Regions from separate parts of the Homo sapiens genome. Here region 2 is linked to region 1. Evidence: read pairs that join two places in POLR2A ChIA-PET (ENCODE). Cell type or tissue: PC-9. All regions are shown on one strand.

Evidence for each region. ChIA-PET counts read pairs that join two places held together with the same protein. Peaks named below come from ENCODE experiments on the same cell type or tissue, not always from the same donor. Only the 100,000 strongest peaks of a DNase experiment are listed, where the experiment ranks them.
Region 2: POLR2A ChIA-PET joins it to region 1 with 10 read pairs; 2 of 35 experiments call an interaction of 5 or more read pairs at or near these places.

What each region holds. Positions count from the first base shown.
Region 1 is chr1:44,063,917-44,068,916 of GRCh38, reverse strand. It overlaps LOC124904169 (a long non-coding RNA gene), which reads left to right. Exons shown (of 3, transcript XR_007066056.1): 2 at 2,182-2,269. It also overlaps a transcript of KLF17 not described here. Among named protein-coding and RNA genes, the nearest start is that of SLC6A9, 35 kb to the right of the region's middle. RefSeq lists enhancers at 873-962, 1,183-1,232, 1,433-1,512. In PC-9, no CTCF peak of the experiment used is centred here; no DNase peak of the experiment used is centred here; H3K27ac peaks cover 1,567 bases.
Region 2 is chr1:44,278,146-44,283,145 of GRCh38, reverse strand. The region is part of intron 7 of ERI3 (ERI1 exoribonuclease family member 3); the gene reads left to right. Among named protein-coding and RNA genes, the nearest start is that of SNORA110, 28 kb to the right of the region's middle. In PC-9, no CTCF peak of the experiment used is centred here; no DNase peak of the experiment used is centred here; H3K27ac peaks cover 114 bases.

The DNA.
Region 1 (5,000 bases):
GAAATTCTATGTAAAAGGGCACAGGGTCACAATTGTGTTACAACAGGGGATGGGCCAGGGGACAAACTATTTTTACTCAGATTAGGCATTTTCTGCCTAGCTTGGGGGAGAATGAGGAAGTGTGTTGAGTGTCTAAACTCTCCACAAGCTTCCGTTTGGTGCCACTCTGGAGAAAACATAACCCCAGCCTGTGACCCTGGAGAATCATGCTAGCAGAGCAAGGGTTAAAGCTTCCTGTGAGGGCAGGGGCCAGCCCTCCTGTGAGGCCAGAATGTTCCAGTCCAGACTGAGGCAGGCAGCTTGGGAAAAACTGCCCACCACCTAATGAATCAGATAACACATTAGCTTGAGATCAAGGCCAAGGCCGAAGGGCAGGGGAAGGGAGGAGGCTGCTGACAGAGAAGCTTGGTTCTCTCTGCCCCAGTAACAGGGAGGTGGTGGGGGCTACATAGTAACTGGAGGGCCCTGCCCCAGGAGCTCTCCTGCTCACCCCACTCCTGGCTGGTATGTCCTCACCTCAGTGAGACTTTTCCCGTAAAGAGGGGCCTCAAGGTGAAGTGCTCAGGACCCAGAAACTGGAATGAGACGCTGATGAAAGGGGCTGGGCGCAGTGGCTCACACCTGTAATCCCAGCACTTTGAGAGGTGGGCATATCACTTGAGGTCAGGAGTTTGAGACAGCCTAAACAACATGGTGAGACCCCATCTCTGCCAAAAACGCAAAAATTACCCAGGCATGGTGACATGCACCTGTAATCCTAGCTACTCAGGAGGCTGAGGCAGGAGAATTGCTTGAACCCAGGGGGCGGAGATTATAGTGAGCCGAGATCACACCACTGCACTCCAGCCTGGGTGACAAAGCAAACTCTGTCTCAAAAAGAGAAAGAAAAAAAAAGTGCTGAGGAAAGGGCTTCTCCTGTCCTTCTCATGCCCAGATGGGGAAGAAAGGTCAGTGCTGCCTGAGGCTCAGAGAACCCAGGCTTGTGCTTCCAGGGTACACAGGAAACACAGACCCTCTCGGTTCTGCTCCTCCCAGCCTCTCCTGTCCTGCTCTGTCCCACCCCCACCTAATTCTGATCTGGCCCCAGGTTATCCCCACCCTTCCCCCATGAGGTCAGGGTGGCATTGGCTCACTGTTGGTGCTCTGCCCTGGTCAGTGCACCCTGCCCCAGTTGCTGTGACAGTGAGCTGCTCCTTCTCTAAATAATCACATATTCTCAACCAAATGCAGTCAACTCCTTCAGGAAGTTCTGCACCCTCTCTGGGGTACAAAGGGACATCCCACCAGCCTCAAACAGAAACAAATTCTGTGGTATAATTTATGCTCCAGTGCTCCCTGTGGGTCCAGGCTGAAGACAGTATCCACACACTTGCTTAGCTTTCTTCCTCTGTCCTATCCTGTTTCTCTCCCACCTCTTCTTCTGAGAGGACTCCTCTCATAAATCACTGGAACAAGAATATTCATGTCAGACTCTGTTCTCGGGAACCTGACCTAAGAGCCTTCCTTATGTCACTCATAACCAGTATCGCCCAAGATGCTACATCAACCACAATACATTGTCTCAAAATTCAGCTTTATCTAGTACCTAATACCTTGTGATACATCCCTTTCTGTTTAAACAGAGTATTGCAGATCCTGTTGTCTGCAAAGCCAAGAACTTTGATCAATAAAATGATTCACACCAGAAATGGTTGCAGCAACCATCACTCAAGGGAGTGGGAGTCTGACCTAGAAGGGGACTTCTTGACCCAGTTGAGTTTGAAGGCAATGAAGATTCTAATAGCGTTAGAGGATTAGACATTATATATTGTTTGTTTTTAAAAATAATATAATAAAAAATGAGCTCAACACTCATCCCAAGAGTTAAATGTTATCGATCACTTAGTTCTACCCATACCTCCTCCGAGAGGTAACCACTATTTGAGAACGTCATCTATATAGATGCCTAAATGAAATATTGTTTTGTTTTGCTTGTTTTTGATCTTTATAAAAAGAGTGCTCTTCAAGACTTGCTTTATTGCTCAAAATTATGTTACTAAGATTATCCATGTTGTGGCATGGATAGGAGTATCATTCATTTTTACTGCTGTGTCATATTCCATGTGTGAGTACACTACAGTCTATCCACTCTGTAGTCACCAGGCATTTGAATGGTTCTTTTATTTGTGCTCTTACATATAGCGCTACTGGCTACACTCCTGTCAGATGTCTTCTGATGTACCTGTGCAAGAATTTCTCCTGGGTATATATCCAAGAGTCGAATATCTGGGTATGTGATTGTTCAATAACACAAGATAATGACAAATTGTTTTTCCAGAGTGGATATTCAATTTATACACCAACCATTAATGTATAAGAGATCTCACTGACCAATATTCTCTTTAGAAAGTTGGCCAGGCATGGTGGCTCTTTCCTGAAATCCCAGCACTCTGGGAGGCTGAGGTGGGAGGATTGCTTGAGCCCAGGAGTTCAAGACCAGCCTAGGCAACATATCAAGACCCCATCTCTTAAAAAAAAAAAAAAAAAAGGAAAGTATTATCATACCCCTTAATTTTTTTGTTGTTTTTTTTGGGGGGAGGGTTTTTGTTTGTTTCTTTTGAGGAAAGGTCTCACTCTGTTGTCCAGGCTGGTGTACAGTGGTGCAATCATGGCTCACCGCAGCCTTGACCTCCCAGCTCAAGCAATCCTCCCACCTCAGTCTCCCAAGTAGCTGAGAACACAGGTTCATACCACTATGCCTAGCTATTTTTAAAAATTTTTTTGTAGAGACGGGGGTCTCACTGTATTGCCCAGGCTGGCCTGGAACTTCTAAGTTCAAGTGATTTTCCCACCTCGGTCTCCCAAAGTGCTGGGATTATAGGTGTGAGCCACAGTGCCCAGCCCATACTTCTTAGTTTTTGCCAATTGAATGGATGTAAATGATATCTTATTCTAGACTTAACTACATTTCCCTGATTATTAATAAAGTTGAGTATTTTCCATCCATTTATTGCCCATTCATGTTTCTTTTTCTGAAGGAAATTTGCTAATTTTTCTATTGAATTACTTCTATATTTCTTACTATTTTATAGGCATTATCTGCACATACTAGACACTGTTTGCTGATTATATATGTTATAAATATCTTCTTTGCTTGTGGCATGTATTTTTATTTCTTCTAATGTATAATAAATAAACAGAAGTAATACAGCTATTAAGGATTATTTTAGGCTGGGAGCAGTGGCTCATGCCTGTAATTACAGCAATTTGGGAGGCCAAGGCAGGGGATCACTTGAGACCACAAGTTCGAGACCAGCCTGGGCAACATGGTGAAACCCCGTCTCTACTAAAAATACAAAAATTAGCCTGGCGTGGTGGTGCTCAACTGTAATCCCGTCTACTCGGGAGGCTGAGGCATGAGAATCACTCGAATCTAGGAGGCAGAGGTTGCAATGAGCCTACATCACACCACTGCACTTCAGCCTGGGTGACAGATGGAGACTCTGGCTCAAAAAAAAAAAAAAAAAAAAAACCAAGGATTATTTTGATTCATATTATGAATACTATTATGCCGACAATTTTATGATATAATCACTAGTATTCTGGCTTGTATTACTTAAATTGTCATAAACATCTCTCTTTTTTTTTTTTAGATGGAGTCTCGCTCTGTCGCCCAGGCTGGAATGCAGTGGCATGATCTTGGCTCACTGCAACCTCTGCCTCCCAGGTTCAAGTGATTCTCCTGCCTCAGCTTCCCGAGTAGCTGAGATTACAGGCGTGCGCTACCACGCCCCGCTAATTTTTGGTATTTTTAGTAGAGACGGGGTTTCACCATGTTGGCCAGACTGCTCTCGAACTCCTGACCTCGTGATCCGCCCGCCTCAGCCTCCCAAAGTGCTGGGACTACAGGCGTGAGCCACCACGCCCAGCCTATAAACATCTCTTGACCTTAAAACAATATAAAGTTCTTCTAAAGATACCTAGTTAGCACACTTTCTCATTAAAATTGCATTAACTTCCAATCTATTTCCATATTTATTTGAAAGTTCTTATTGTTTTTGTGCACACGATTAGCAGCTTTCAAATAATCATTAATTATTATAACGTTTTACTCATGAAATATTAAATATACATGTATACCTCAAATGACTAATAGAATTTTGGCATATAAAGCAAAGGACATTTTCATGAACCTGTATCTTGAATGGTTACCTATATGTGAAGGTGAATATTCAGATATTAACAATAAATTCACGTAACATGGCTTGGTTCATTTACTGATATTGTTATGTTGATCAGATATGACAAAAATCAACACAGTCGTGATCATGGATCACACACAGGTTCAGGGATGTCACAAATGATACCAAAGAAGGTATTTGGCTATTTAACCTTGTAAGGGCTAGAGCCAAAGTCATAGTTGAATAGCAGATTTGAGCCAAATACTAAGTCCACAGCTAAGCTTTAGTGCATCCCTAATATGAAATTCTTCACAGTCTACATCATAAAATTATTTATATCTAGGCTTCTCTATGGATTTGCATAGAAAGTGTCTAGAATGATAACCGACAAATGTTGAAGATAATTGTTGGGGGTAGCTGCATTTGGGGCAGTTGAAAAAACTTTTTCAGTACTTTCTGTATTAATTATTATAATAAGCATATATCTTTTTATGAGAATTTAGTTAAGAATCTTTCCACAGTAACAATATCAATAATTACATATACATAACAATAAATTTTACTGGTTTTTCCCTTGTTGCCATGTTTAGCATATTATGCCTTCCTTGTTTCCCAGCTAACTTCTCACTTATTTTTTCATTTGGCTGAAGTGCTTCCTCTGGCAGTTAGTTTAGGGAGGGTACATAGGCAGTTGTGCTAGGTATTCTCCATGTGCCTCTTTTGGTCCACTTTCCACTCTGCTCTGGCCCCGCACTGCCCTGCTGACCCGTGGTCCTGCTAACCTTGTGAATTGCACTCAATCCTCCCGGCTTCCTAACAGCATTCAATCCAGAGTTGGCT
Region 2 (5,000 bases), 210 kb before region 1:
AGCTGTCAGAGCACATCTGAGGCTGCTTGCTGGCCTCAGCAAATGCAATGTGAAGGCCCGGCCAGGCGAGGCAGGCGCTGACCATGAACAATTACCCTGTGAAGTTCACTAGACTTTTTGGTGTATGGATAGCTCCCTGCCTCCAGGTTCCTTGGCAGAAAGGCAGGAAAGCAGCCGACCCATGTGGTAACGTTGTCACTCAGGGCCACCTTGGTGCTGCTGGCCCAAAGGGTGGGGGTAAAGGCAGGCTGCCCAGAGTCTGTTCAGTTTGGTTCCCCTGCAGACTGTGCTGACCTGAAGAGGAAGGGAATAGTAGGTACAAGGCGAAACTGAGGACTCTGTTGCTAGTTGGCCTTGTGATTTCCTCGTGTGAGGTAAGCTGAGCAAGTCTGGGAGACATAAGGGGTCTAACCTCTTCCTCTCTGCACTCCAGCCACTTTGTATTGCAAATGTGCTTAAAGGCCCAACAGGAGAGGTGGCTTAACTCTGGACTTTAGCTCAGTCCTTACCAACAGCCATTCAGGACATAGAGGCTGCTGAGTCTGGAGGCCCAGGGGCATGGTACTCTTTCTGACCTTTATGCTGTGTGACTTGGTGCAGGCTGCACTAAGATTCCTGCTTAAAAAGAGTAATGATAAAAGCAAAGCCAGAGAGGTCATTGCCAAGGTTGCAGGAATATTATGTAAAAGACTTACTCCATGCCTTGTGTCCCCTGTGTGACCCAGGCTCTGGTTCTCTACAGGGTCCTCTCCTGTCCTTGATCTTACTTTGTGTTTCCCCCTTCCCTTTCTTCTCTCTTCCTCCTCTGCTCCCCCAGCAGAGCATTACTCCTTGAGAAAGGTGGGAAAGGTCCTGGTCTGCTTGGTCACCTGAGACTTGCCTAGTGAGTGAGCAACTGGGCATGAATTCACCATGCCTATTTCCTAAGACCTCTAATCTGAGAAGAGGCAAAATGTCTTTCAGCTGCCCTTACTTCTCCAGAAATGGTGTGGGTTGCATCAGGAAATAGGAACTTTTCAATGGCCAAGTTTCCACATCTCCTGCTGCCACCTACTTCCCCTGTAGCAGAGTGGAGCAGGCCCGTGTTTGCTGACATTTGGAATGTCATTGAATGATCTTATATTCTTATTGAGCTGTCATCTTAGACAGGACTTGGGGCCCTGCTCCCAGCTCCCTCCAGGAGATCAGAGCTGTCACTGAGGGGCCTGAAGAATACATACACACACACACACACACACACACACACACACACACACACACACACACATATGCACATGTATAAATATACACATGTATATGCATGTGAATGCATACAGCCCAAGTGAGTATACTCCAAATTGCATGTCTGTATCCATACATGCCTTCATGTATATGCACATATTCCTATAAGCAGTCACCTGCAGAAATATTTGCAGGCATACCCAGACATGAAGGTGTTTATACATACATATTCATAAAGTATAAAGATAACATGCACACAGGTAAACATATATATATCTCTTCATCGATAAATGAATATATATATTATATATATATATATATATTTTTTTTTTTTTTCGAGACGGGGTCTCACTCTGTCACCCAGGCTAGAATGCGGTAGTATAAACATGGCTCGCTGCAGCCTTGAACTCCCGGGCTCAGATGATCCTCCCACTTCAGCCTCCCAAGTAGCTGGGACTACAAGTGCCCACCATTATGCCTGGCTAATTTTTGTATTTTTTGTAGAGAAGGGGTTTTGCCATGTTGCCCAGGCTGGTCTCAAACTCCTGGGCTCAAGCAGTCCTCCCTCTTCAGCCTCCCAAAGTGCTAGGATTGCAGGCATTAACCACTGTGCCTGGCCAATAAACAAATATTTTGAATGCCTTCTGTGTGCCAGGTACTGTGTGAGGGCCTGGGGATATAAGAAGGTGGATGTTGAATAAATAATTTTAGTTGCATTGAGTAACACTAAACAGTTCAGAGTCATGGATCATGTAAGAAGGAACTAACTTAGTAGGGTAGGGTCAGAGAATAATTCCCTGAGGAAGGATGTCTAAGCTGAGACCTGAAGAATGAGTTGAAATTGGCTAAGCACAATGTAGCATGTGGTGAGACCCTGAGGTGAGGAGAAGAAGCCTGGCAGCTTCATGAAACTAGAATGTAAGTTCTAAGAGGAGAAAGAATTTGTGTCTTTTGTTCACTGCTCTACCCCCATCGCTCTGAATAGTTCCTGGCACACAGATGTTTAATCCTTATGTGTTGAGTGAATGAATGCCTAAAATGTAGTGAAGGTGGCAAAAGGAGAGTGGCATGAGATGAGGCTAGAAGGAAGTCAGGAGCCTATAGACCACACTTTGATTTTGACCTTGATGTTTAGGGTAAGAGGAAGCTGTTAAAGGGTATTAAATATAAGAGGGGCATCATCTGATTTGCATTCTAAGAAAGTTCTCTCTGGCTGCAGTGTAGAGGGAGCTAAGAGCAGATACAGGAGACCAGTTGCTGGTTTTTCTTGATAGAGCTATGTTTGGCATTTTTGGTGGGACAGATCATTGTGTGGGTGACATTGCTGAACTTGTAGCATCCCCAGCCCCTGTTGATTGAATACCAATAGTGACCCTCTCCGAGTCGTTGTGATAATAAAAAATATCACCCTGTATACATTTCTAGTGGCCTGGACAGGGTGGGAGTGGAGGAATACTGTCCTTGGTTGAGAACCACAGAATTAGGCTGTTTCTGTGGTCCAGGTGAAAGATGGTAATTACTTCGATTGAACTGATAGCAGTGGAAATGTAGAGAAATGGGCCAATTCCTGAGTATTAAATGGTTTAGTCAGTTCTGCTATAATGCAACATAGAGATTTCTGAAAATCACCATGCTAGAGAAAGTCATGCAATAAAAATTCAGTTAGTGACACATAAAAGATAGGAATCTAATAAAAATGGTAGCATAGTTTTACACATTAAATGCTTAAGAAATACATAAATACCACAATAAATATGGTACTTTACTCTGTAAAACCCCGAAGTTTGCTTATAGAAATGGGCATGAGAAGGGTTGCAGCTTGTGAGTTATGAAGTAGTGGAAGAAGATCATCTGAAATCAGATGGAAAATTGTAACCAGATGAATGTGGTCCATAACATGTGGTGATCTAGGTGGCTGGTAGATGTTTAAGATGTGTGCATGTATGTGTTTTATGTATTCCTACCCAGCCCTGTTCAGTGAGGTATAGTTTCCTGTGTTTATCTAGTGTTTCTTGTGAACAAAATTGCACATTAACAAATGCAAAATTTGTGTTACTATAAATTGTTCCCAATACATCAGTTGCATTGGACAAATTTGCTTTTTCAAAGAGTATTATAGTAGCACTGATTATATAATAAACAGCAAATGGTGATTGGTTGTGAGGGTTGAGGATGAAGGAAGAGACCATGATGACCCCAGGATTTATGATTTGAGCAACTGAGTGAATTGGAATGAGTTGACTGAGATAATGGGAGAAGGAGAAGTTTCAGAATTGGAAAAGAAGATGAAGTCATTGTGGGGCATATGTGTTAAGATGCTTTTGAGACATTGAGGAGGCAGTTAAGTACATAGGTGTGGGGCTCAGGGGTGAAGCCTAGATAAGAGATACAGATTTGAAGACCAGGCATGGTGGCTTATACCTGTAATCCCAGTGCTTTGGGAGGCTGAGGTGGGAGGATCACTTGAGGCCAGGAGCTCAAGACCAGCCTGAGCAACATAGTGAGACCTCATCTCTACAAAAAAATGTAAAAATTAGCCAGACTTGGTGATGCATGCTCATAGTCCTAGCTACTTGGGAGGCTGAGGCAGGAAGATCCCTTGAGCCCAGGAGTTTGAGGCTGCAGTGAGCTGTGATTGTACCACTGCACTCTAGCCTGGAGTGCAAGACCCTGTCTCAAAGAAATAAAAAAAAATTGGCAGTGTTATTGGTCTGTGATTGATAATTAAAGCATGGAAGTGGATGAGATTGCCAAAGAAGAGGGTATAGGGTGAGAAGAAAGCCTAGGATAGAACACTGAGAAATACCAACATTTGCGAGATACAGAAGGAATAGTCAAAAATAGAGAATATAATAAATAGTCCTGAATTACAGATTGCATTTTGTGTGCTAGACCTGTGTTTTCCAACATAATTTCCACTAGCCACATGTGGCAGTAGATCACTTGAAATGTAGCTAGTATGATTGAAGAACACATTTTAAATTTTATTTAATTTTAATCAATTTAAATTAAAAACTTTCTTGGCCAGATGCAGTGGCTCATGCCTGTAATCTCAGCACTTTGGGAGGCCGAGGTGGGCAGATCACCTGAGGTCAGGAGTTTGAGACCAGCCTGGCCAACATGGCAAAACCTCGTCTTTATTTAAAAAATACAAAAAATTAGTCGGATGTGGTGGCGGGCGCCTGTAATCCTAGCTACTCGGGAAGCTGAGGTGTGAGAATCACTTGAACCCGGGAGGCAATGGAGGTTGCAGTGAGCTGAGATTGTGCCACAGCACTCCAGGCTAGGCAACGGAGCGAGACTCCATCTCAAAAAAATTAATTAATTAAAAACTTTCTTGAAAAATTTTATGTTTAGTACAGCCTGAGTTGGTGAATCTACATTTTAAACTGTTAATTGTATAAAATCTAAATACAGATTAAGTATTTCCTTTTTTTTTTTTTTTTTCCTGAGACAGTCTTGCTCTGTTGCCCAGGCTAAAGTGCAGTGGCATGATCTTGGTTCACTGCAGCCTCTGCCTCCTGGGTTCAAGTGATTCTTGTGCCTCAGCCTGCCAAGTAGCTGGGACTGCAGGTGTGTGCTACCATGCCAAGCTAATTTTTGTATTTTTAGTAGAAATAGAGTTTCGCCATGTTGTTCAGGCTGGTTTCCAACTCCTTGCCTCAGCAATCAACCTGCCTCGGCCTCCCAAAGTGTTGGGATTACAGGTGCGAGCCACTGCACTCGGCAGATTAAGTATTTCTGATGAAGATTTAGCATCCCAATTGAGATGTACAGTA